3 separate regions of the Mus musculus genome follow, and regions 1 and 3 are each linked to region 2. The links are chromatin loops, found by intact Hi-C in ENCODE. Cell type or tissue: left cerebral cortex. All regions are shown on one strand.

The links. Peaks named below come from ENCODE experiments on the same cell type or tissue, not always from the same donor. Only the 100,000 strongest peaks of a DNase experiment are listed, where the experiment ranks them.
Region 1: a loop joins it to region 2, with 3 times the contacts of the local background. A loop is called at or near these places in 7 of 42 quality-filtered maps.
Region 3: a loop joins it to region 2, with 2.8 times the contacts of the local background. A loop is called at or near these places in 8 of 42 quality-filtered maps.

The regions. Positions count from the first base shown.
Region 1 is chr12:79,094,451-79,102,450 of GRCm38, forward strand. 9230116L04Rik (RIKEN cDNA 9230116L04 gene) reads right to left here. Exons shown (of 3, transcript NR_110486.1): 2 at 3,887-4,045. Among named protein-coding and RNA genes, the nearest start is that of 9230116L04Rik, 5.5 kb to the right of the region's middle. In left cerebral cortex, a CTCF peak has its summit at 3,141 (motif pointing left); a DNase peak (open chromatin) is centred at 3,124.
Region 2 is chr12:78,201,065-78,209,064 of GRCm38, forward strand. It overlaps Gm6657 (predicted gene 6657), which reads left to right. Exons shown (of 9, transcript NM_001374218.1): 5 at 158-241; 6 at 723-782; 7 at 1,175-1,316; 8 at 7,418-7,476; 9 at 7,759-7,963. The coding sequence ends at 7,821. Among named protein-coding and RNA genes, the nearest start is that of Gm6657, 8.0 kb to the left of the region's middle. In left cerebral cortex, a CTCF peak has its summit at 4,937 (motif pointing right); DNase peaks (open chromatin) are centred at 4,950 and 5,351; H3K4me3 peaks cover 274 bases; H3K27ac peaks cover 275 bases.
Region 3 is chr12:78,826,186-78,834,185 of GRCm38, forward strand. It overlaps Mpp5 (membrane protein, palmitoylated 5 (MAGUK p55 subfamily member 5)), which reads left to right. Exons shown (of 15, transcript NM_019579.3): 11 at 76-147; 12 at 3,468-3,635; 13 at 4,668-4,870; 14 at 6,180-6,290. Among named protein-coding and RNA genes, the nearest start is that of Atp6v1d, 31 kb to the right of the region's middle. In left cerebral cortex, no CTCF peak of the experiment used is centred here; a DNase peak (open chromatin) is centred at 3,627.

The sequences.
Region 1 (8,000 bases), 890 kb after region 2:
CTCCCCACAGTCTATCACAGTCTCAACAATGTTTAAAAATCCAAAGTTCAAAGTCTTTTCTGAGATTCATGCAATCTCCTAAATGTAATCCCCTATAAAATCAAAATCAAAATGAAGATCACATACTTCCAACATCACAGGTTATACAGTACCATTCCAAAATGTCATAGTGAGGAAATATTAGACCAAAGCAAGACCAAAACCCAGCTTGGCAAACTCCAAACTCTGTATCTCTATGTCTGGTATCCAGGTCCTTTCAGCTTTGTTGACTGCAACACAATTCTTTCTCTTGGGTTGGTCCCATTCCCTATTAGCAGCTTTCCTCAGCAGGTATTCCACGGCTCTGGCATCTCTATCATGCTGGGGTCTCCAAGGCAACTTCAACTCCTTAGTTTCTTGTTCCAGTGTCCGGGATCTACACATGATCTTCTGGGCTCCTCCAAAATGCTTGAGTCATGTCTCCAGCTCTGTCCTCTGTAGCACTCTAGGCTCTGGATGACTGCACTACACTGCTGCTGCTGTTCTTGATGGTCATCTCATAGTACTGGCATCTCCAATACTTTGGGGTCTTATGCTTTAACTAGGCTGCACTTTCATCAATAGCCTCTCAAAGGCTCTCTTCATGGTGCCAAGCCTCAACTTCTTTGCATGACCTCTTTGGTCCTTGACCTGCCCCTGAGACTGTACCTTCAACAATGGCCTTTCTGGCCATTCACAGTGCCAAGCCTCAGCCAGTCCATGATCCCCTTATGCCTTCAAAATGAGAGATCTTTTTTTAAAGAGTGTTACCTCCTTCCAGTCTAGTAAGGCTGGCTGTGACCATCAGCTGCTTAAACAGAGCCACCTGCTGTGCTGCTCCTTTGATGTGCCACTACCTGCCTGAGGCCCAACCTGCCTGAGGCTGAACCGGTTCTCTTCCAAGATTTTCCTGAGTTAGCACCGAAATCTTCTGAGTTCCCACTAAAAGGCTGACCTATCTACTTCAAAGAAACTTTGCATGGCTAGATGGGCCTCCCCTCTTCTTTATAAAGCGTGTTTGCTGACATTAAAATTGAACCTTGATCAGAATGACTGTCTTGGTTTCATATTTCTCTCGAGGTGCCTAGCTCCCTCTTCTCTTCCAGATTCCAAAATGCCTTCCCAGAACAGAACCCAGACATGTGAACCGCTGGCCGGACACAACAAAGATTTATTTATCTTATATTTGTATGAGTTCATAGTAGTGGTCTTCAGACACAGATTAGAAAAATGCATCAGTTCCCATTACAGATGGTTGTGAGCCACTATGTGGTTGCTGGGAATTGAACTCAGGACCACTGGCAGAACAGTCAGTGCCCTTAACTGCTGAGCCATCTCTCCAGCCCCACAACTAGGTGATTCTTACACATTATCAAGTCCAGCTACCAGCACAAAGTACAACCTTGGCTATCTCTGGAACACAGCTTCTTTGTGCTCTCAGAAAACACTTTTCAGAAGATTTCACCTCAATGATTCTGGTCTCTATTTAATCACTGCTAATTTTTAAGTTTCAGCTAGCCAGCATCAGTTGTCCCAGTAACTCCTTCTATTCTTGACTCTAAAGCCAAAGCCACATGACAGAAGCTGTCAAGTTCTGCTGCTTGCTGGGACTGGAACTTGGCCCCTTGGTTCAATTACATCTTCACCAGCTTTCTGTTTTCCATGGTTTCTTTCATTGCCTAAGCTTGACTGTCCTTAAACTTGCTCTGTGGACTGACCTTGAACTCAAGAGATCTGCCCTCCTCTGTCTTCTGAGTGCTAGGATTAAAGGCATGCACCACCACACCTGGACGTAAGCTTTTCTTTAATTCCTTTTTACAAGATCTTTATAAGCATGGCTACTATGCCTCAAGATCCAGATCAAAGTCTGTGTCTTCTAGCCTCAAGATCTGGATCCCAGGTGTGCCCTCCATTCCAGATATAGTCAAGTTGACAACTGAGAATAGCCATCACAATCTATCCCTTGTGAATTTGACACACAATTATATCTCCTTATGTCCAAATGAAAGCAATAACCAACCAGGTCATAATAACTCCTAACATGATATAACTATCCTTCGTTCAACTGTAAGTTTAAACAGTAAGTCTAGCTGGGTGGGACCTTGCACTCCCTTAATAACATTTAATATCTTTGAACACAGGATTTAGCTTCATTCTACGTCCTGGTGCCCCTTTAATCTTTGAACCACACATTTTGTACCTTTCCTTTCTTAGTTTGCTACATCTGATCAAAAGGCTCTTTATAAGAGCGAACTACAGGACAGAGTCTATGGTATGGTGTTTTGAGATTTCCTTTGTCAATACAATTAATCTAGATCTCTTTTGCCTCAGGCAGACTCTCCAGACAAGGGCAAAAAGCAACTCCATTTTCACCAAATTATCACAAGAACAGCCTCTAGGCCACATACTAAAATTTTTTACCTCTGAAACCTCTTGAGCCAGGCTCCCACAGTTAAAATCACCCTCAGCACCGCTGCCCTCCATGCTTCTAACAGTATGGCCCATTAAGCTCCACTTAAAGCATTACACTGCTTTCCAAAATCCACATTCCTCCAAACAAAAGCATGCTCAAGCCTATCGTAGCAATATCCCACTCAGGAAGCAAAGGCAGACAGATCTCTGTGGGTTCGAGGACATCCTTGTTTACACATTGACTTCCAGGACAGCGAGGACCACACAGTGAGACCCTGCCTCACACAAAACAAACAAATGAAAACAGTGGATGTCAGAGAGATGGCTCAGCCTGAGCAAAAGCATGAGGACCAGAATCCAGATCCACCGCTTGCTGGGTGGGCTTGAGGGTCCACCTATAATTCCAGAAGGCCAGAGGCCAGGAATCTCTAGAGCAAACTAGCTACCTACATATTCACATTGGTGAGCTCCAGGCCCAAGTGGGAGGTCCTTTGTCAATATATTAGATGGAAAGCAATTGACAAAAGCACTTAACATTAACATGGGGATTCTACACACACACATGCACACATGCCTGCTTACCTACAAACACACTTACATATACACAAACAAATATACCACACACTTGGTATCGAAGATGGCCAGGGGTGAGAAGAGGAAAAACCAAGTACAGAAGGTAGAGCTCTTTTCCATGGAGTCACAACCCCACCTTGTGGCCTTCTACAATAGTGACACTTGATAGTTTTAATTCAAGGAACATCATCTGGCTTTTGTGTGGAAGGATTCTCTCTCCTTGTAATATATGATGTTTTTAACTTTTATACACCAAAGTGCTAGGTTTGCTTTTGGTCTCTTTGTGGTTTTGGTTGGTAGGTTGCTTTTGTGGTGCTGGGAGTTGAACTCAGGGATTTGTGCATGCGAAGTGAGTTATCTACAGCTCCAGCCCTAACTACAAGCTTTTAAACCTCATAAACCAAAGTTATGGGAGAGTTTATTTAAAAAAAAAAAAGAACCTCGCCAGGCTTGGTGGCTCCCACCTGAAATCCCAGCACTAGGGAGATGGAGGCTGTCAGGATCATGAGTTCAAGGCCAGTCTGAACTATGTAGTGAGACTGTCTCAAAAAATAAAAGCCCAAACAGACAAAAGAAAAAGTGGGTCTAAACCTAAGAGACAAGTAGATTCAGTTAGATCAGAACACGTTTGTTACCTCGCTTATAATCACAGCCGGTGCCACAACAGGCCAGGTTCGGCCATTCACCGTCTATGAGACAATTAAAGAGCCAAATGAGTGCCGAAAAGCAAAAAGAGGAGATTTGTTACATATGGCCCTATTGGAAAGAGGGACAAAGAGAACCAGTGACACCACCCCCCTAATGCCCCCCCACCCCCCCCCAATCCATCTTCATGGTCCCAACGTGAAAGTGAAGCTTAGGGAGAGGGCAGGGCATACATTACCATGTAGTCTGGCCAAGGTGTGGTCCCCCAGCCACCACAGTCTCAGGTCCAGGTCTCTCCTGCAAGGTCATCAGACAACTTGTAAATCTTTCTCTCGGTGACAAATTCCGTCCTCTGGTTTCCATCAGGGCTTCTACGTTTTCTTCCAGCAAAAGATGCCTGGGGAAATTCTTAGTTCTTAGAGGTCCGTGTTTCAAAAGCTTGGCAATGAAAGAAAGGAGCGTGTGTGTCTCTTTAGAGCATTCATTCCCACCAGACAGGCTGCTGACACCTTTCAGCTCAATTTTGTGAGCTCATCCTGCAGCCTGGCTGGTCTGGAACTCGCTCTGCAGATCAGGCAGGCCTCAGACTCACAGAGATTCCCCTGCCCTGCTCCCCAAGTGCTGAACCAAGCCCACAGAAAGTTAGACTTTGTTTTTCAGTTTTGGTTTGCAGTTCTGGCTGATCTCACCATATAGAACAGGCTGGTCTCAAACTCACAGCGATCTGCCTGCCTCTGAGTGCTAGGGTTAAATCGCGAGCCACTATGCGTGGCGTTGAATTCTGAATACCAGTTTCTCTCTATCTCAAAGCATGTTTGAGTCACCTGAAGAACTTCAGATACCTGGGTCCACCTCACCATTAAAATGAAAAAGATTTGGACATAAGTATTTTCTAAAACTTCCAAGTTCTAATTAAGGAGCTGCCAGGGTTGAGCTATGTCAGGGGCAAGTTTTTTCATTGGCCATCCTCAGTATTTAGACTCTAGAGGGTAGAAGCCTGAGAGTTAACTGACCACAGAGAGAATAACACTGGGAAGAGTTATTTACACTCTGAGGATTGTTCTGTTGTGGAGTGTCCACCAGAGAAGACTTCTGGGACACAGGCTTAAGTCAATAGAAAGTTTTTATTAGCTGGCGACTACATTGAATGTTCAGGATTCCAGCCTGAGACTTTCTTAGGGTGAGTTTTTTGTTTGTTTTGTTCTTTTGGTTTTTTTTTTTTTTTTTAGATTTATTTATTATTATATGTAAGTACACTGTAGCTGTCTTCAGACACTCCAGAAGAGGGAGTCAGATCTCATTACGGATGGTTGTGAGCCACCATGTGGTTGCTGGGATTTGAACTCTGGACCTTCAGAAGAGCAGTCGTGTGCTCTTACCCACTGAGCCATCTCACCAGCCCTAGGGTGAGCTTTTAAATACAAAAACCATATCCTGAGGTGACATACTTCAGTTATTAAAAACAGCCACAAAACAGGACTGCGGAAGCCAAAAGCAAGGTTAGTACACTTAGAGACTTTGACAGATTAGGTCTTTGTTTTCATTTTGGCAGATAGTGCAGTCTACTGGCTGGATTTGATGGACTGAATAGTATTCTCATCATACAGTCAGTTGTACTAAGGTCTGGTGGCTTATTACAGCTCAGTCATGAATGGCTTTCTGAATAGCCAGGTGAAAGGATAGCTATAATGACAGAGGAGTGGGGCATTCTGCACGTGAGTGAAAAACCACTGCAAGGTTCTCTGGAGCTTTTTGGTGCAAATAAATAAATAAAAACAAAATTAGTTCTTTCTGGTGCTGAGTCAATCTTTCCCTAGTCGAGAAATTTCTCCTTTTTGTGTTGTGTGCATGAGTGATTGCCTGCATGTATGTATGTGTACCATGTACATGCCTGATGTCTCTGGAGGTCAGAGAAGGTGTTGGGGCCCCTGGAACTCAAGGTGTAAATGTTTGTGAAGCAAGCACCCTGTGGTGCCGGAGACCTAATGAAGAGCAGGACATGTCCTTAACCACAGTTGCTGCTAGGTTCAGAATGGAGATGCTACAGAGCCCAAGGGTCAGTGACTGATGATGGACCATTTCTTTTAGTCCTCCTTCCTTTCAGATTTATTTATTTTTATTTTTATGTGTATAAGTGGTCTTATATTTGCTTCGTTCCCAATGAGATCAGAGGATCCCCTAGAACTGGAATTACAAACTGTCATGGGTACTGGGAACTGAACCCAGGTCCTCTGCAAGAGCAACCAGTGGATTCAGTCATTTCTAAAATCAATAAGCCTGGGGCCTGTTTCTTCTGCCATACTCTCCAAACACAAAGCACACCTGTGCCTAAATGCAGCAGTGTGGGACAAGGACTCTCTCTCATACCATTAAACGATTTAGCTCTGATATTATCCAGAAGTATGAAATCTCAGAAGTTGGCAATGATGGTACACACCTTTAATTCCAGCACTTGGGAGGTGGAGACAGGCAGATCTTTGTGAGTTCAAGGCCAGAGTAGTCTACAGAACAAATTCCAGGACATCCAGGACTACACCGAGAAACCCTGTTTCAACCAGCCACTCCGCACACCACAGGGGGGAAAAAGTTCCCAGAAGTAGAGAACTTAGTTCTACAGGAGTACCTCAGGCTTAAAGTTCCAGAGACAAGCCTGGGGATAGCAGAGAGAAGTGCCCTCCTGTTGGGAATTGGTTCTAATACACTTTTTTTGGCTCCCAAAAGCCACGCTTTCAGTTCAGAGGGTCCCCGCCCCCAGCTGTCTTCGACTGATAATAAAGAATTGCTGTACTGTCAATGGCTGGGCAGGGAGACAGGGCAGGACTTTTAGATTGCTTGGACAAGGGATGGAGGGGGGGGGGGGAAGAGGAGAATCACTGTGACTCAGAGGCAGAGGGATCAGATTTAAGAGCTGCAGGAGAGAAACCATCCAGTAATATAGGTGGACGGGAATGCAGTGCTGCCTAGAAGGCAATAGGGCAGCAAAAATAAACGAGAGATTTAGAAGGTGTTAAGCCAGGATTACTGAAGGGAAGTGTGTGCTAGCTGCGGGGAGGTTTAGAAGTGTCCAGGCGTTGAGCTACTCAAGGCATATCAAAATTATCTGGCTAGCTGTCGTATGTGTGTCTTTCATTTGAGAATCCAGAGAGCTCTTGGGCAAGTACAGCTTGCTTGAGTGATCCTCCAGGAGCCAAGCAGTTTAACTAATTCACCGAGACACCCTCCTGCCTCCAGCCCTGCTGCCCTCCCACCTCTCTCCTCCCTTCTGCTTCTCATGATAGAGCCCTGGCAATGGACTGTGTTCAGTGCCATGCTAGTTTTGGCTGTCAGAATGCACTGGACAACGAGCACATCTTTCAGCCCCAGTAAGGCATGGAGATATTTCACCACTTTGAAACTGTACAGTGACAAGATGTTCCTGGGAGAGATCTGCCCGTGAAGCCAGAATGAGATATTCTCAGATGTGGTGAGAAATTCTACTGGATGTCAGCACAACCCGTATTAGCAGCACAAAGACTAAAACCCATGAGTGGACAGGAAAATCATCCTTACTTCTGTGTTGTATTCTTTTTAAAAGCAAACAAATGTATTTTTACCTGGTAATTGTTTGTACTTTGATACCAGTATCTTCTTAATCTTTTTTTTTTTTGTCCTTTTGCTAGTATTCCTATGATAGCCTTTCTCTCTCTCTCTCTCTCTCTCTCTCTCTCTCTCTCTCTCTCTCTCTCTCTCTCTTTCTTTCTTTCTTTCTTTCTTTCTTTCTTTCTTTCTTCATTCTTTTGTTTTCCAAGACAGGGTTTCTCTATGTAGCCCTAGTTGTCCTGGAACTCACTTTGTAGACCAGACTGGCCTCAAACTCAGAAATCCTCCTGCCTCTGCCTCCCGAGTGCTGGGATTAAAGGCGTGTGTGCCACCTCGCCTAGCCTGGAACTTGTTCTTAAGACCAGGCTGACCTCGAACTCACCTGCTTCCGCCTCCTGAGTGCGGGGATCAGAGGTGTGGGCACCACTCTGAAAGTTTTTCTCACTGGAACTTGGAGTACATAGTTGCCTTCTATTTTTAAAATGCTAGGTCACTGGTTGAACTTCACTGCTCTTGCTATTGTGTGGTGTATCCAATTGCCTGGATACACTTCTATTCTGCAACATTTTCTGACTAAACCCCTGTGGACTGTGCTTCCTAATGTAGACCCCAGGTCCCCCTGTTGCCCTTTCAGTCTTTCCTTCTAACCCATCTCCATTCTTCTGTGACACCAGCTGATGCACAGAGAGAGAGAGAGACACTCTCTACCAGGGATCCCACAGCCACCAATCACTCTTGGCTAGAATCTTGAGTGAGTAACAGCAACCAAAGAA
Region 2 (8,000 bases):
AGACAAGTTCATGCCAGACTGTTGGAAATGGACCATCTATAATCAAGGCTAATTAGGGGATCTGGACTTTTGGAGTATATTTGATTTCTGGTCTGCCAAAACACTGTGTTTTTCAGCTGGACCTATCTATTCCTTTATTTCTTATCTTTCCTATCAGGCTCAGAAATCCCCCTTATCACTTTGGAAGGCCAAGAGTGAGCCAGAGACATCAGATGTGGACAAAGTGGACGACATCAGGAAGGTAAACAATCACTCTGAGCAGTTGTGGCTTCTGGAACTGATACATTAATCATTATCTGCTTCAGATGTAGGATGCCCCTAAATAATGTATGTATCCTTGGGATATTGCATTCATATTAGACTGGCATTACAGGCTTCTGCAAAATCATGTTAGTTATCCTAAAATGAGAAAAATCCACACCAACAATGACAATTCCATACCCACTGAGCACTTGTTGATTTATCTTGGAAATTTATTTAGAGATATTACATTTCCATCTCATCTTCCCAAAACAAATCATTCACAGAAAATGAAGTGTTCATTCATCTCTCAGCTTCTAGAGAATACATTACATGGGAAGGTCAATTAAGAAGACTGAAATAAAAACCAACCTAACAGTGAACCTTCACTATAATTTTATATAAGGTTGTTTTAGGCTATTGAAAAAAACTGATTTTTATCTCAATTTACTTTGTCACCCAGAAGGTCTTTCTTCCACCAGGAAAAGCAACAGATGAAAATAAAATGGGTCAAATATGAGGAACAACCCAACATCCTTCAGGTACTAAGGTTTTCCAAAGCTGGTCATGGGATATATTTTTTCATACCATGAAAAGTCTTTTCACTTCATATTGTTAAGGCCAATCTTCTCATCCTCATTGTTTGTTAAAAGAACTGAATTGTGTGAGAGAGATGAAGTTACCTATTTCTGGATTTACTTTGAATATTTTTGAATCTTCAATATTCAACATTTTGTCTAGTTTTGAATAACTACTTTCCCCCGTGTTTTTGATTTTGTACTACTTGAAATTATGGGAAAACAACAAATACCATCTTCCTAACTCTAAAAGACAAAACCCAAGGGCCTTATTTTAACATCTATATAAAGAAACACAGATAATAGTACATTTAGAAAAGTCAATGTTATAGGTGTTGGAAAATGTTCTCTTTCAGAATGGCTTTCTTGACAAAGTGATTGAGCTGAAAATTGAAGCCTTGAGGAACTACCAGAAGACCAATGACTTTAAATCATCACTGTACCTACAACACAATTTTGAGACAAAGCAAGGAGCTTTGAATCTTCTGAGGCCTCAAGGTGGGTAGAGTACCATAGGTACATAGTTTGAGGTTTTCTTTTGTTTGTTAACACTTAAGGTCCCATTGCTTAGCAGTGAGAGTCACAGTGTCTGGCACACAATCTAAGTTCAATGTGGTCTAAATGAAAATTTTCACTATTATTATTACTAATAGTGGTATTCAAGAGCTATTGCACTGAGGTAAAGAATCTCTGTGGAAGAAATTACGTTCTCCTTTGTAAAGATAAAGTAATACTATATCCTTGGGCTATGTAGACAATAATATTTGACACTCAGAAAACTTAGTTTCTTTTCCATCTTTACCCCTGCCCTGAGAACTAGGGTTGATCTTATACAGCACATTGGAAGAGTCTGCTGCTTCTGAGCTGAAGGCATAGGAGACAGACAGTTGGAAAGGGCTCTGAGCTCACTAATTCAGATCGTTTTCTGGGAATGCCATTGATTTCCCCTAAAGACTTTATGATATCATAGAAAAATCATAGTCATAAAAAGTAACGGAAAGGTTATGATGGGCAGGGAAAGGATTCTTAAACGTTCAAGAATCTATTAATCTGAAGTCTATATTTTAAAAAGGGACATGCTGTAGAAATCCTAATCCAAGAATGGCAATGTCCTGCCAGTATCAGTAACTCTGTATGTGATCACTTCTTGATCTTAGTCCATAAAGAGCTTGAATGTCTTATAAACATTGCACACAACACATATGACCAAATAAACAGATGAGCAAGCCAAAGAAAATGGAAAATAAGTTGGTCAAGAGTATGATAATGTATGACAGAAGGGCTATTTAGTGGAGGTAGGCTATAAATGTATTTCTAGAATTCACCAGAAACTCTGGATTGTCAGTGTTCACAGTGACCACAAACCATTTAGTTAGGACAAATATAAATGCTCATGTTACTGAGGTCTAGGAGTGAGTTCTCCCCACCCCCAGGCCTTCAGAACGGGACAGAACTTCACTATGGAATTACCATAGTCAATATCTTCAATATTTCCAGAATATCTAAATTCCCTAGACTTTCTTATCTGTTCCTTGACACAATATGCAAACAAGTCATTATTATAAAAAATATTCAATAAGATGGAGAGACTTAGAATAACTTGGTCCAGGCATACAGCATTCAATCTTCGTTAATAGATAAAATTAGGAAAATTGAGGGAAAACTGGATCATCAACATATACTCAGGCAGAATTCCACACATATTTTCTTTCCACCTATATTTTGAAAAGAATTGGACAGCAGGAAGTTGGAAAGGAAGAGCCTGGAGACAATAAGTCATTCATATACAAAAGTTAAAAGACAAAGACATAGTATGAGAAAAACAGAAAGCTGTTTTATGTCACTGAAAATTAGCCAAAGTTCATCTCAAGGGAGCCATAGAGTAAGGAAACAGTTCTTTAAATTCCAGACTTTAAATTAAAGCCAGCCCCTCATTAGTGATTGAGCTCCATTTGCATGCCTCAGGAGACTCCCCTACACACAAAGAGCACTGAATCAGGCTGAACTGCGGCAGCCCACAGGTCCATGTTTTCCTCCCCTTTTTTTCACTCCTAGCAAACAAAGTGATAGGTTTCTATAGTGCTCAGCTACTACACGTTACCACAGTGACCGGCTGGCGCGATCCACAGATCCTGTGTTTTACTGGCTGCATCTATGCTTACACATACTCAAAATCTTTTCGTTTATTTGAGTCCAAATGGATCTGAAACCCAACAGTCACAGATTTTGTTATGTTGACTTATTGATAAGCTCTAGTTTTATTGTTATTATTATTATTTACAAAACACATGCTAGTTCTTACCATGGGTGTGCTGGTAGTTTTTTTGACAATTTGATATATAGGGTTATCTGGGAGAAGGAAGTCTCAACTGAGGAAAATGTTTCCCTCAGATTGGCCCATAGACACATCTTTTAGGGGTATTTTCTTGATTAATGGTTGGTTTTGGAGGGCCGTCTTCTGTGGACAGTGCTACCCCTGGGCCGGTAGTCTTGGGTTATAAGAGAGAGTGGGCTGAGCAAGCCAGTAAGCAATTTTCTTCCATGGTTTTGGCTTTAATTTCCAGCTCCAAGTTCCTGCCTTGAACTCCTGCTCTGATGTCCCTTCATGATGAACAGTCACTGGGACATGTAAGCCAAATAAACCCTTTCTTCCCTAAGTTGCTTTTGGTTGGAATGGTTTTCTCAGAACAGAAAAGAAGCTAAAACAATGGGAGAATTGTTAAATTACAGTGTTGTCAACAGCGGGGGGACTAGTGTAGCAGTAATATTTCCCAACCTCTTTAGGCTGCTGTTTATTAGTAATTCATTTTTGCTACTCAGGCTATCTTTATTTACATTCACACATTTATTGAAAACAAAAGCAATTAAAAACAAAACATAAAAGGATCTCGTTCTATAGCCTAAGCTGGCCTGGAGCTGACTATGTAGCTCATCCTGACCTCAAACTTCCAGTGATCCTTCTACTTCAGCCTCCTGGGTATCAGCATCACAAGCTACCTACCATGCTCAGCCACAGTTTTCACAAGTAAATTTAATAATAATGAGATAGAAAAATTAACTCTAGAAAGATGGTCAAGCCTGAGGCATGTTTTACCACTCTCGGAAAGTATAACTAACAGGAGGATTCTCTTTAAACTTTCTCCTTGGCTCTATCAAGTACAAAGCATTGGAAAAGGTGATGACTGAGCTGGGTGCTGGAGCACTCGCTATAGTCCCAGCATGCAGGGCAGAAGGCAGAGTAGTGCGAGGGCATCCTGGGTCGAGCGTTCAACTCAAAATAATTTTCCACTGTGATTTACAGGTTTTAAAGCCATGTTATAACATCTCTTAAATTCACTATAGGTGTCACTTAAAATTATTACAAGCTAGAGAAAGCACCCAAGGAGCTGAAGGGGTCTGCAATCCTATAGGTGGAACAACAATATGAACTAATCAGTAGCCCCAGAGCTCGTGTCTCTAGTTGCATATGTAGCAGAAGATGGCCTAGTTGGCCATCACTGGGAAGAGAGGTCCCTCGGCATTGCAAACTTTATATGCTCCAGTACAGGGGAACGCCAGGGCCAAGAAGTGGGAGTGGGTGGGTAGGGGAGCAGGGTGGGGGGAAGGTATAGGGAACTTTCGGGATAGCATTTGAAATGTAAGTGAAGAAAATATCTAATAAAAAAACCTAAAATTATTTCAATATCAAACCTTGAGAAGTTTTAATTCAATGAGAAAAGCCATGGCTCTAGAGTCAGATATATGTGTTGTAGCCCCTACACAACATAGGCAAGTTATTTGATTTTATTTTTTCTGTACCTAATATTTATAGCTACCACAGGTAGCAGGGCACTTTAACAGCCTCTCACTTCGTGCAACCCTTATAACGGCTCTGTAAGGTCTGCAATACAGAACAAGAAGCAAACTCAGAAAACCACAGTTAAAGCTCCGGTTCTGGACTGAATGACACAATGGTGGTATTAAAGTTGGATTTCTTATGTCTCTTCCATTCCTAAAAATTATGATGGGAACCCAAACTTAACTATATCGCGTCAACCTGAATTTGAGCACCAAGATCAAATTCAAGCTGTTTTTAGATATTTACAAATGGGTTGGGAGGCCTGTAATTATGTACTTAGCCCGGTAGGTGGCACCAACCACATCTAAGCCAAGTCCATAAGGAATGGTAACTCAGGAAACGTGAAATGCTGTAGGAGACTCGGCTTTCTGTTACCCCTAGGACAAAATGTGCCACACATTTATAAACCAAATGAAAAATGAAGAAAACAGCCTATTGATGTTTTGTGTCATGCTATATGGCATCAAGATGTATTACTGGCAGCCTTGATTAAACATTAAACATGGTGTTCTGCTGTACAGCTCTTAACCATTATTATTCTCCTTGCTTAACTAGTTCACCCCATTCTGAACAAAGAAACAAAAAATGAAAGCAACTGCCTACTTCCTCCATAATTCTTATCTAACACGTTTTCTCTCTACTACAAATAAGTTAGGCAATTAGGGCAGCAAAGGGAAAGGGCTGGGCTATTACACAAGCACTATTTGAAGGCTGAGCACTCAATAGCCCTTTTGGACGGTGTTCTGGTTCCTCTAGTTTCAAAAGAATTGCATTGCTTAAGCTTGGCTTAGAGGAAAGTGGCAAGAGATCCTGGGCACACCTCTTTCCCAAATCAGGCAAATACAGGTCCTTCCATTTCAGGTATTTCCAGATAGAAGGAAGTTTTCCTCCATGCTCTTGGCCCAAAATCCCTTGTCTCCTGTTGTGCTGTCTGGCTAAGGTAATGGTGCCTTCTATTTTGTTGGCAAATAATAGAGATGTTGTTACAGTTCAAGCAATCACTATTTGGGGAATTCCCTGAGGCCTGGGACTCACCATTACCAGTATCAGTCTTTGCTTCAGGCATCTGATGTACAAGAAATCGTTTCTGCTGTTCACACTCCGGGATAAGCCTTTGCTTCCCCCACCTCACAGAGATATAGCATATTTGAGAGCGTTTACTTAGAATTTGGCTCAGGGTTTGCGTCAGCTCTCCTTGCTTATGTCAGCCTACTTAAGACTGCAGCTTGTGACCTTCATTAATCACCTATCACAGAGAGCACTAAGCAATCTCTAAATTCAGATGATTTGTCTTCGGCAATAATCTTCAGTAATAATGTAATTGTGATATGATACTTGATTTTGACCACCCCTCCCCCATATCCCAGGCTCTTAGCATTTCTTTGAGCTCTCTGAGAAGATACAGAAAGTTCTCCTTAGAAGAACCCGAAGGCTGGATATTGTGCTACTGAAGCCCAGGGAAGTGGAAAATGAATATTCCTGGGAACCTATTTTCTCACTAATCCTCTGTCCTGAAAGCAAGTTATTCCTCTCACCTCTCACCTTTCCTTCTTTAATTTCTCTTCCTGATGGCTAAAATTTTGGGAGGCAGAGGCAGAAACCACAACTAGCTCAAATCTGGATCTTTCACCAAAGTACTGCTCTTTAAAAAGTCTATAAACTTTGAGGCAACCTGAAGCCTTTAAACATTAAAGTAGTGTTTGTGGTATTAACAGATGATGAAACTAATTTGTCATATTTTTATTTGTTTTTCCACAAAATCTTACAGAAGTTCAGACAGAAAGAATAAAGTTAGTTCTTTTTCCCTAAACATGAATTCAGTAAAAAATTTAAAAAGTAAACTGCATCCTCATTAAGACAGTGTTAATGGGTGACAATGACTCCACCTGTTCACACCAAGTGTTTAGGAGAGGAAGGAGCAGGATGCCAGAAGTGGGGGCTCCATTTTCTTTTTTAAAGACAGATTTTAATTTCAGCCAAGCAATGAATAATTATTATTGTTTGCTTTTCAGATTTCACATGGAACATGAACTAAAAATTACTACTGTGTGCTAAAATTCAAATTTAACAGGATTCCTTTCGATTAGACCTAACCTAGAAATGCTTGCTATGAAACACCCTACAATTTTCTTTCTCTCCTCCTGTTTCACAGCCCGTATATTACGCATCCTGCCTCTTCTCTCGCTTGCTGAGCCCCCACCTTTACACCTTGGCATTTCTTACTACACGGCTGTTTTGTCGAATATATGCTTGCATAGTGTACCTATATGGAGTTGGTTTATCATCTAGCTTCTTTCAAATGTTCGAAATTCATTTCTGCAGGCTCTCAAAATGTTTAATTTTTTTTTGGGGGGGGGGAGGTTTGGTTTTTTTTTTTTTTTTTTTTTTGGTTTTCCGAGACAGGGTTTCTCTGTGTAGCCCTGGCTGTCCTGGAACTCACTCTGTAGACCAGGCTGGCCTCGAACTCAGAAGTCTGCCTGCCTCTACCTCCCAAGTGCTGGGATTAAAGGCGTGCGCCACCACTGCCCGGCTTAAAAAATTTTATTTATATGTAATTCTGAAATGAGTTTTTCTGCTATAGAACAAAGGGCTGTCAATAGAAAAAAAAAGGTCTACCACTACAAATTTAATTTTTTCCCTAATTTTCTAAAACAACAATTTGACACCTCCTATCAAAGCAATTATTAGTCTTACAGTTATACAATTAAATAATGCCATGATGAATGTTAATAGACCTCATTTTCCAAATCTTTTCCTTCAGGTAAAATGGGTGCTACAACTATGGAGAGAGCAACAATCAACAGAAATGAACATGATACGGTGAGAGAATAACTTTCAAAACAACAAAACCACTCCAATTTTAAAAAGCTTAGATAATGGGTATAGATCTTTGCAAAACATTTGTTTATACATTTATGGATCTGCTTTGGCCATGTTGAGAATCCAACCCATGGCCTTGTGCATGGCAGTCAAGAGCTCTATTGTAAGCAACAATCCCAGCACTGCAATGCATTTACTATGCATTATAACTTATGATTGTTTAGAGTTGCAAACACCTGTTTTAACTTTCCCCTCTCTTCTTGTTCTTCTTCTATTTTAAAGAGAATCCCAGGATCAAAGAACTACGTAGAACAACAAGGAGGAACTAGAGAAAAGTCAGTATGATGATGTAGGACAGAGGCTCTTTTTTCTGAAGTCAATGCCAGATGAAGCTCTGAAGGTTTAGAAGGCTTTCCCTACTTTTGCTTTGGACATATTTGAAGACTAGGTACAGCCTTTCTGTTCACTAAAATCTCTCAAACCTTTATATTAGGTCTGTCCTTCCATTCTACCACCAAACTGGG
Region 3 (8,000 bases), 630 kb after region 2:
ATCTTTAATCAATTTGAAATACCATTGTTTTAGTAATAGATATAGTGTTTATAACTATTTTTGATTGATCAATAGGAAAACTGTGGTGTGCAAAGAAGAATAAAAAGAAGAGGAAAAAGGTTTTATATAATGCCAATAAAAATGATGGTAAGTTCTAATCTCACAAATAGCAGTTGTATTTATGACATTTGTAATATTGTTTCCTGTAAAGTTTTTTTCTATTCAAGTTGTTTGCAAAATTATTACTTGCCTCTAACAATTTTTTTTTATTAATCATTTTATTTGTTTACATTTCAAATGTTATCCCTCTTCCCAGTCTCCCTTCCACAACCTTACCCCACTTCACCTCCCTCCCCTTTGCCTCTAAGAGGGCGCTCCCATTCCAGCCTCATCCCCTTCTCTGGGGCATCAAGCCAAGTGCCTCCCCGCCCACTGATGCCTGATGAGGCAGTCCTCTGCTACATATGTAGCAGGAGCCATGGACCAGTCCATGTATCCTCTTTGGTGGGTAGTTTAGTCCCTGGGAGCTCTGAGGGGCCTGGGTAGTTGATACTGTTGTTCTTCTTATGTGGTTGCCATCCCCTTCAGCTCCTTCAGCCCTTCCCCTATACTCTTTCATTGGGGTCCCTGGGCTCAGTCCATTGGGTGGCTGTATCTGCATCAGTCTTAGTTGCTGGCAGAGCCGCTTAGAGGACAGCCATACCAGGCTCCTGTCTGCAAGCACATCTTGGTATCAGCAGTAGTGTCAGGATTTGGTGTCTGCAAATGGAATGGATTGTACATTGGGCCGTCTCTGGATGGCCTTTTCTTCAGCCTCTGCTCCATTTTTGTTCCTGCATTTCCTTTAGACAGGGACAATTCTGGGTTAAATTTTTAATGGGTAGGTGGCCCCATCCAACTACTGGAGGTTCCTTCAGGTTCTGTCTCCCTGCTGTTGGGTATTTCAGCTAACAATTTTTACACACACACAAATGTGTTTGAGGTAAAATGAATAATTTGTAAATATAGTATCTTAAGTCAGAGAAGCAGGTCATTCTACAAAACATATTATTTACTGGCTGAGACAGGCACACAGGAATATTTATTTTATATTGACAGATTGCTAAGATTAAAAAGTTTTAAAGTCTTAACATCTCTGGGCTTATGTTCTTGGGACAGCAGTGTGCTGCACCTGGCTGACAGCTGTTGCCCTGATTGATTCACTTACAATCTAGTTGGGTATCAGCACCACTTACCGCTTTTTAAATTCAGTCATATTTTCTGGGTGCATTACCTTCTTGATTGATCTTCATTGCATTTGAATTTCTTAGCTCTGCTTTGGTACACATTAGAAAGGTCAGGTTAAAGTCAGAAGTACTACTGTTTAAAAGTCTGCAAGGCATATTTCTTAGGAATGTGAAGCATTTATGTGTAAAAATTAGTCCTGGTTCTTCCTCATGCTCCCAGAAATAAAACTCAGACTCAAAATATATTTACCAATATCTTGGCCATATAACTAGGCTCTTCTTTGACTAGGTCATGATTTAAAATAACCCATTTATTCTAATCTCCATTCTGCCACATGGCTAGTTACCTGTGCTTAGGTAGCACATATCTGTCTTGTCACATCTTCCTGAGTGAATCTCCTATACCTGGCACTTTCCCAGAATTCTCTCTGCCTCCTGGATGTCCTGACCTTCCTGCCTAAGCCACAGGCTTTTTAAGTAACAGGTGATGCATTCATAAAATAGACAAGATATTCTCTCTGCATTTATATGCAGCATAAATTAAACTAATAAAGAAAATTTTATTACTAGATATTCTTTTTGTTTGTTTTTTAAGATGGGGTTTTTCTATGTAGCTCCATATGTATACTAGATATTCTATACACTATTGAATCTAAATTGAATCAGCTTTAATAATTGCTTTCTAAGGCAAGCATTCTTTATGCCTGGCATGTTATGTAACTAAGAAGATCAGTTAGTTTTTTTTTTGTTTTTTTTTTTTTTTCTTTTTTTTTTTTTTTTATTAGGTATTTAGCTCATTTACATTTCCAATGCTATACCAAAAGTCCCCCTTACCCACCCACCCCCACTCCCCTACCCACCCACTCCCCCCCTTTGGCCCTGGCGTTCCCCTGTACCGGGGCACACAAAGTCTGCGTGTCCAATGGGCCTCTCTTTCCAGTGATGGCCGACTAGGCCATCTTTTGATACATATGCAGCTAGAGTCAAGAGCTCAGGGGTACTGGTTAGTTCATAATGTTGTTCCACCTATAGGGTTGAAGATCCCTTTAGCTCCTTGGGTACAAGATCAGTTAGTTTTTAATCTTACTAGCTAAAGCTGTGATTAATATCGTTATTTGCTAGTACAATGCAGAACTAAGTCTGGAGATGAGCCCTGTTTTCCTTGTTTTCTTTCTGTCTCCACTCCCAATCTCTCTGTGTGCTGAGAAATGAATCCAGGGCTTCATGCATGAGAGGCAAGTGTTGCACTACTGAGCCACAACCTAGCACCTCTTGCTTCATTTCTTGAAACAAACTCAAATTGATGAAGCCAACTCTGAAAGCTCCTATACTGTAGAATACTTGCCAGAGCTGAATGGGATGAGTAAGTGAGGAAATCAGAATGCTACCAGTGTGACCGTGCATGTTTGAAAACGCTCAGAAGAAAGAACGTGACTTTGAGAAAGGAAGCAATTGTCTATGTTGCTTAAAGTACCAGCTGTGCCCCATGGCAATGTGTGCTCTCACCTCACAGTAATTTTCTTGAAGTTGCAGACTAATAGATTCAAAATAGATATTCAAGTATCTGCTTAAATTGTTATAGGTAATCGAACAGTTGAGTTAAAATGTAAACAAATACAGCCTGAGCTCCTACTCTAGGCTGGGCACTAGCAAGACTAAAAGGTTACCCTCCGTCATGGAACTGACTGGTGCCTCTTCCTAGGACATGCCAGACTACCAATTGCTTGCGCTTGCTCAGATTGGATGGCTTTGGCTTCATCTGTATCTTGGGCTTTAGTTACTTTTGTTACTCTACTCCTTGGATTAAAGGGTGGATATCACAAGTGTGACTTATTTTTAAGTTACGGAAATCCAGCCAAGCGCTCTAGCATGCTCACGTATACTACTTGTAACCACTGTGTGCACATCCATACTTGCTTTCCATTATATCTGATCCTAAAAATAACTCTTTTAGCTGGGGTCTTTATGAAAATGAAGTCTCTGGCAGTCTCCTGTGTTACAGTATTCTCTGCAAACTAATTATTTTTAAATTAGGCATAATGGCTTAAATACCTGTAATCCCAGTACTTGGGAGCTGAGACAGGAGGATCACTACAAGTTAGAGGCTGGCCTGGCTACAGAGCAAGCTCCTACCTCAAAAATACACAATACCAGCAAAACTTCACTATTTTATGTAAAAGTACATCTTCATGACATGACATTAATTGTATCTGAAAGTCTTAACTCTTTCTTTTTCCAAAGATTATGACAATGAAGAGATCTTAACGTATGAGGAAATGTCACTTTATCACCAGCCAGCAAATAGGAAAAGACCTATCATCTTGATCGGTCCACAGAACTGTGGCCAGAATGAACTGCGCCAGAGACTAATGAATAAGGAAAAAGACCGCTTTGCATCTGCCGTTCCTCGTAAGTTTGGATACACTCCCATTTTCCTGTGCTTTTCTCAGAATCTTAACTACACAGGAAAATGTTCATTTTATTCAGTGTCGACAAAAGGAAATTTGTTTAGCCAAACTTGTTGGCAAATTTTTATTAAAGGCAGTTCTTGAGGAATTTACATTTTTCCTAAGTATATGGCACTAAGGGATTTTCTAAGTAAATTATATTTTGGCTCCTTTCCCTATTACAAAGGAAAAACAATTCCTGATTTTTTTAAAACTGATATTGAAGATAGAAATTTAGAACTAATTTCTGGAAAGAGCTTTAAGATTACATGTTAAGTTTACCTACTCTAACAGAAATAACTTTTAAGGAACGATGACTTGGCAGGGTTTTACCGTATAAACAAACTGGATCAAGGTAACTACAGTTAACTATTAAAACACTATAGATGGGCTGGCGAGATGGCTCAGCAGTTAAGAGCACTGACTGCCCTTCCAGAGGTCCTGAGTTCAATTCCCAGCAACCACATGGTGGCTCACAACCATCTGTAATGGGATCCGATGCCTTCTTCTGGTGTGTCTGAAGACAGTGTACAGTGTACTCATATAAATAAAAATAAATAAATCTTAAAAAAAAAAACCACCATAGACATTTTTTTCATGATTTCATAAGAACAGTAGTAAACACACAGGCCCTTAACATTTCCTCAATTCATTATTTCATAATTTGTGTTATAAAATAAAAAATCTTACTGGGTTGATTATCCCTCTTCTCCACACTGATCTATGTTTATTATTATTATTATTATTATTATATTTATTACTAAGGATTTATTTTATTTTTATTAATATGTGTGTTGGGGAGCATTTTAGTGCACTTGCCTGTGAAGATCGTTCCACATACCCTGGAGCTGGAGTTACAGGCAGGTGTAGGCTCCCTGCTGTGAGTGGTAGGACCTGAACTCAGATCTTCTAGAAAGACCAGTACATGATCTTAACCACTGATCATCCCTCCCACCCACTGTGTTTATTATTTTATCTGAATTTGTCTGCTTAGATACAACTCGGAATAGGCGAGACCATGAAGTAGCTGGGAGAGATTACCACTTTGTTTCTCGGCAAGCATTTGAAGCAGACATAGCAGCTGGCAAGTTCATTGAACATGGTGAATTTGAGAAAAATCTGTATGGAACCAGCATAGACTCTGTACGACAAGTAATCAACTCTGGCAAGATATGTCTCTTAAGTCTTCGCACACAGGTACACCTAGAATTGTGTTGTAGGGTGTTCAACTTGGAGGGCATATTTCGTAAAGTAATCCAGTGAAAACTGTTTGCCTTAAGCATGACACAGATTACTTAAGTCCTCGTGTGATTTTCTACTCACTTTTAAACTCAAATGTGTAGCTGAATCTCTCACTTTCAACATGAATATATTTTAGGGACTTAAAATACAGTTAACTCCTGTACTGACCGTACTTAAAAAGGCTTCAGAAAATACTGTTTCTGATCTGAGAAAAATTAGAGAATTTGAAAGGTGTTCTTCGGTTTGAAAGGCCATTGTTTGAAGGGCTCACAAGTGTCACAGTGAAGGCTCAGTGTTGTCTGAGTAATAGAACTTGGATTCACCTCTTTGACGGAGTAAGCCAGACAAAATTACTAACCAATAGAGTCCTATTTTAAAAGATGCTTGATGAGATTTGAGGTTTGAAAAATGACATTTGCTGTGGAAACCTTTTGCTTTTTATAAACAATTCATCTTTAACATAGAACTTTGATGAATGTGCTGGGTCTGTTGCTGATGGCAATTCAAACCACAAAATCAAGGATGCATTGAGTCAATGTACACAGACAGAAATGGACTCTAAAATGGCTTGCTAAAATAGCAATTCTTCTTTTTGTTTGTTTGTTTGCTTTGTTTGGCTTGGGGTTTCTAGAGAGCAGAGGCAGAGGTTTGTGCTATTTCAACCATTAACATTTAATGTAAGGAAACTTTTATTTCTTTCAGAATTCTTTCTTTAGATTAACAAATATTACCACAAGGCTTCAAGTAGTTTAGCATGTTAATGTTTCTTCATTTAGGAAAGGGCATGTATATAATGGGTTGTTGGAGCACTTCAGTTTGAGAATGCACATTAGTAATGCAGAGACAGGACAGTGTGAGTCCATAGCTCTTAATGCATACAGTCTGTGTTCTCGTGGATATGTTTGGCTTCTATATGGGAAGTTTTTCTCTCTGGTTTTGCTTTTTATTATCTTCACCTAGAAAGGCAACTGCCTGGATTCTAATTCCTCAAAAATGACTTGTACTGTGATTTTATAATGCATGTGATTTATTATCACACAGTTGTAATCCTTCAGAGTCTTTTACCTGTATTTCAGCACTAGAACACTAGGCTAATGTAATATATGTGAATTTATATTTAAATACATTTACAGTGAATGAAGATACTATGAATTATTTATGATGAAATGCTTGGAAATATTTATAGACACCTTAGCAATCTATGTTATTGAGAAGTAGTTCAATGATAGCAATAATTTCAACAACCTAAATATCCTTGTTACAGTCCTTGAAGACCCTCCGGAATTCAGATTTGAAACCATATATCATCTTCATTGCACCACCTTCACAAGAGAGACTTCGGGCGTTGTTAGCCAAGGAAGGCAAGAACCCAAAGGTAAACTTGTCACAGTGCTGGGTCGTCACTTTTATCAAGCAAGACTCCACCCTCACCTCAGCTGCTGGAGCTTCAAAGCTCTTACAGCATCAGCTGTCAAGCTGATGATTCTTTCTGTCACTTGTCCCCAAACTGCCACAGCTACAGCTGGCTGAACCATGGCAGCTTTCCCTATTACAGAGCTGCTCCCGTCTTCCCCAAACACCTCTTACTGCTAACCTCAGATCTATGAGTCCCTCCTGAACGCCTTAAAACCCCTTTAATCTCCATACACACCTGACAGGACTGCCTCCTCCCTACTCCAAAGGTCTCAGCAAACTTTTCTCGTTAGCTGATCACATTTGCAGAGTTCCAGAATTGAGTGCTTCTTTTCCACACAAACCTTGTTTTCTCTTCTCTTTGTTTTCCCACATGATCTGGAACAGAAATGGGGGTGGGGCGGAGTGTTTAAATTATTTTAGATATTTACTGGATGTGTTGATGGAGACCATGTTATACATATGGGTTTCATCTGCATTTTCCTGAAAATAATGAAAATCTTTTCATGTGAGCATTTGAGCATATTCCTCTGTGCAGGCCTCAAGCCCTGTTATTTTAAAGTTAGATGCTTATATATTTTTTCATTGTGTGTATGTATGTGTACATTTGTGTAGGTAGGTGCATGTGTGCCATGATGTGAATGTCAAGGTCGGAGGTCAACTTTTAAGCATTGGTTCTCCTTCCATCTTTACGTGGGTCCCAGGAATTGAATTAGATCAGAAGGCTTGCAGAGCAAGCACTTCTACCCACTGAGCTGTTTGGTAGCCCCTTGATACATGTGTATATTGCAGTTACTTTCTCCAGATCTCAGTTTGCTTTTTGTTTTGGTTTTTTTTTTCTTTGTTTTTAAGATATATAGCCTGAAGCTTGCTGTGTAGACCAGAGTGGCCTTGAACTCATAGAGATCCACCTCCTTACATCTCAGTGTTGGGCTTGAAGTCATACATAACCACTCCCAGCGGTCTTTTTTTTTTTTTAACTGCATCCTTTGGTAGTGAGAAATAAGTTTTTGTTTGGTTTGCTTTAGTTTGGATGTAAGGCAGGATCTTGCTATGTAGCTCAGGATGATAGAAAACTGTCAATCCTCCTGCCTTTCCCTGACTCCCAAGTGCTGGGCATATACCCATGTGCCATAAAACCCTGCCAGAGAAATGTTTAATTTTAATGAAGTTAACTTTTTCACTTGCTTATGGCTAATGAACTTTATACATGTCTAAAAAATTATAAAGTCATTATCCTGTGCTTTCTTAAATATTGTATTTTATTGTATTGTGCTTGTGTATTTTGGTTAAATTATTCATAGTCTTAGTGTGATGTGAAAGGAAGTTTTGTTTTTGAAATAATATGGTTACCAAATTGTTCCAACAATCTTTGTTGAAAAGTCTGACTTTTTTGTTGGCACAGTACATACAGTTTGTATGATGGTTGGGGTATACGTGTGCCATAGCACACATGTCAAAGTCTCATTTACTGCTGAGTCACTTACTGTGTTGGCACTTTTATTTCTGGATTCTATTTAGCACTTAGACTGATTCCATACTGTTTTGATTTCTGTAACTTTATTACATCTTGAAAAACAGTCAATAAATAAGAATGAAGTGCCAATGCTTAATACAACAAGGGGCAAACCTAAAAATACTAGATGCTATTTGAAAAACCTCAGACTCAATA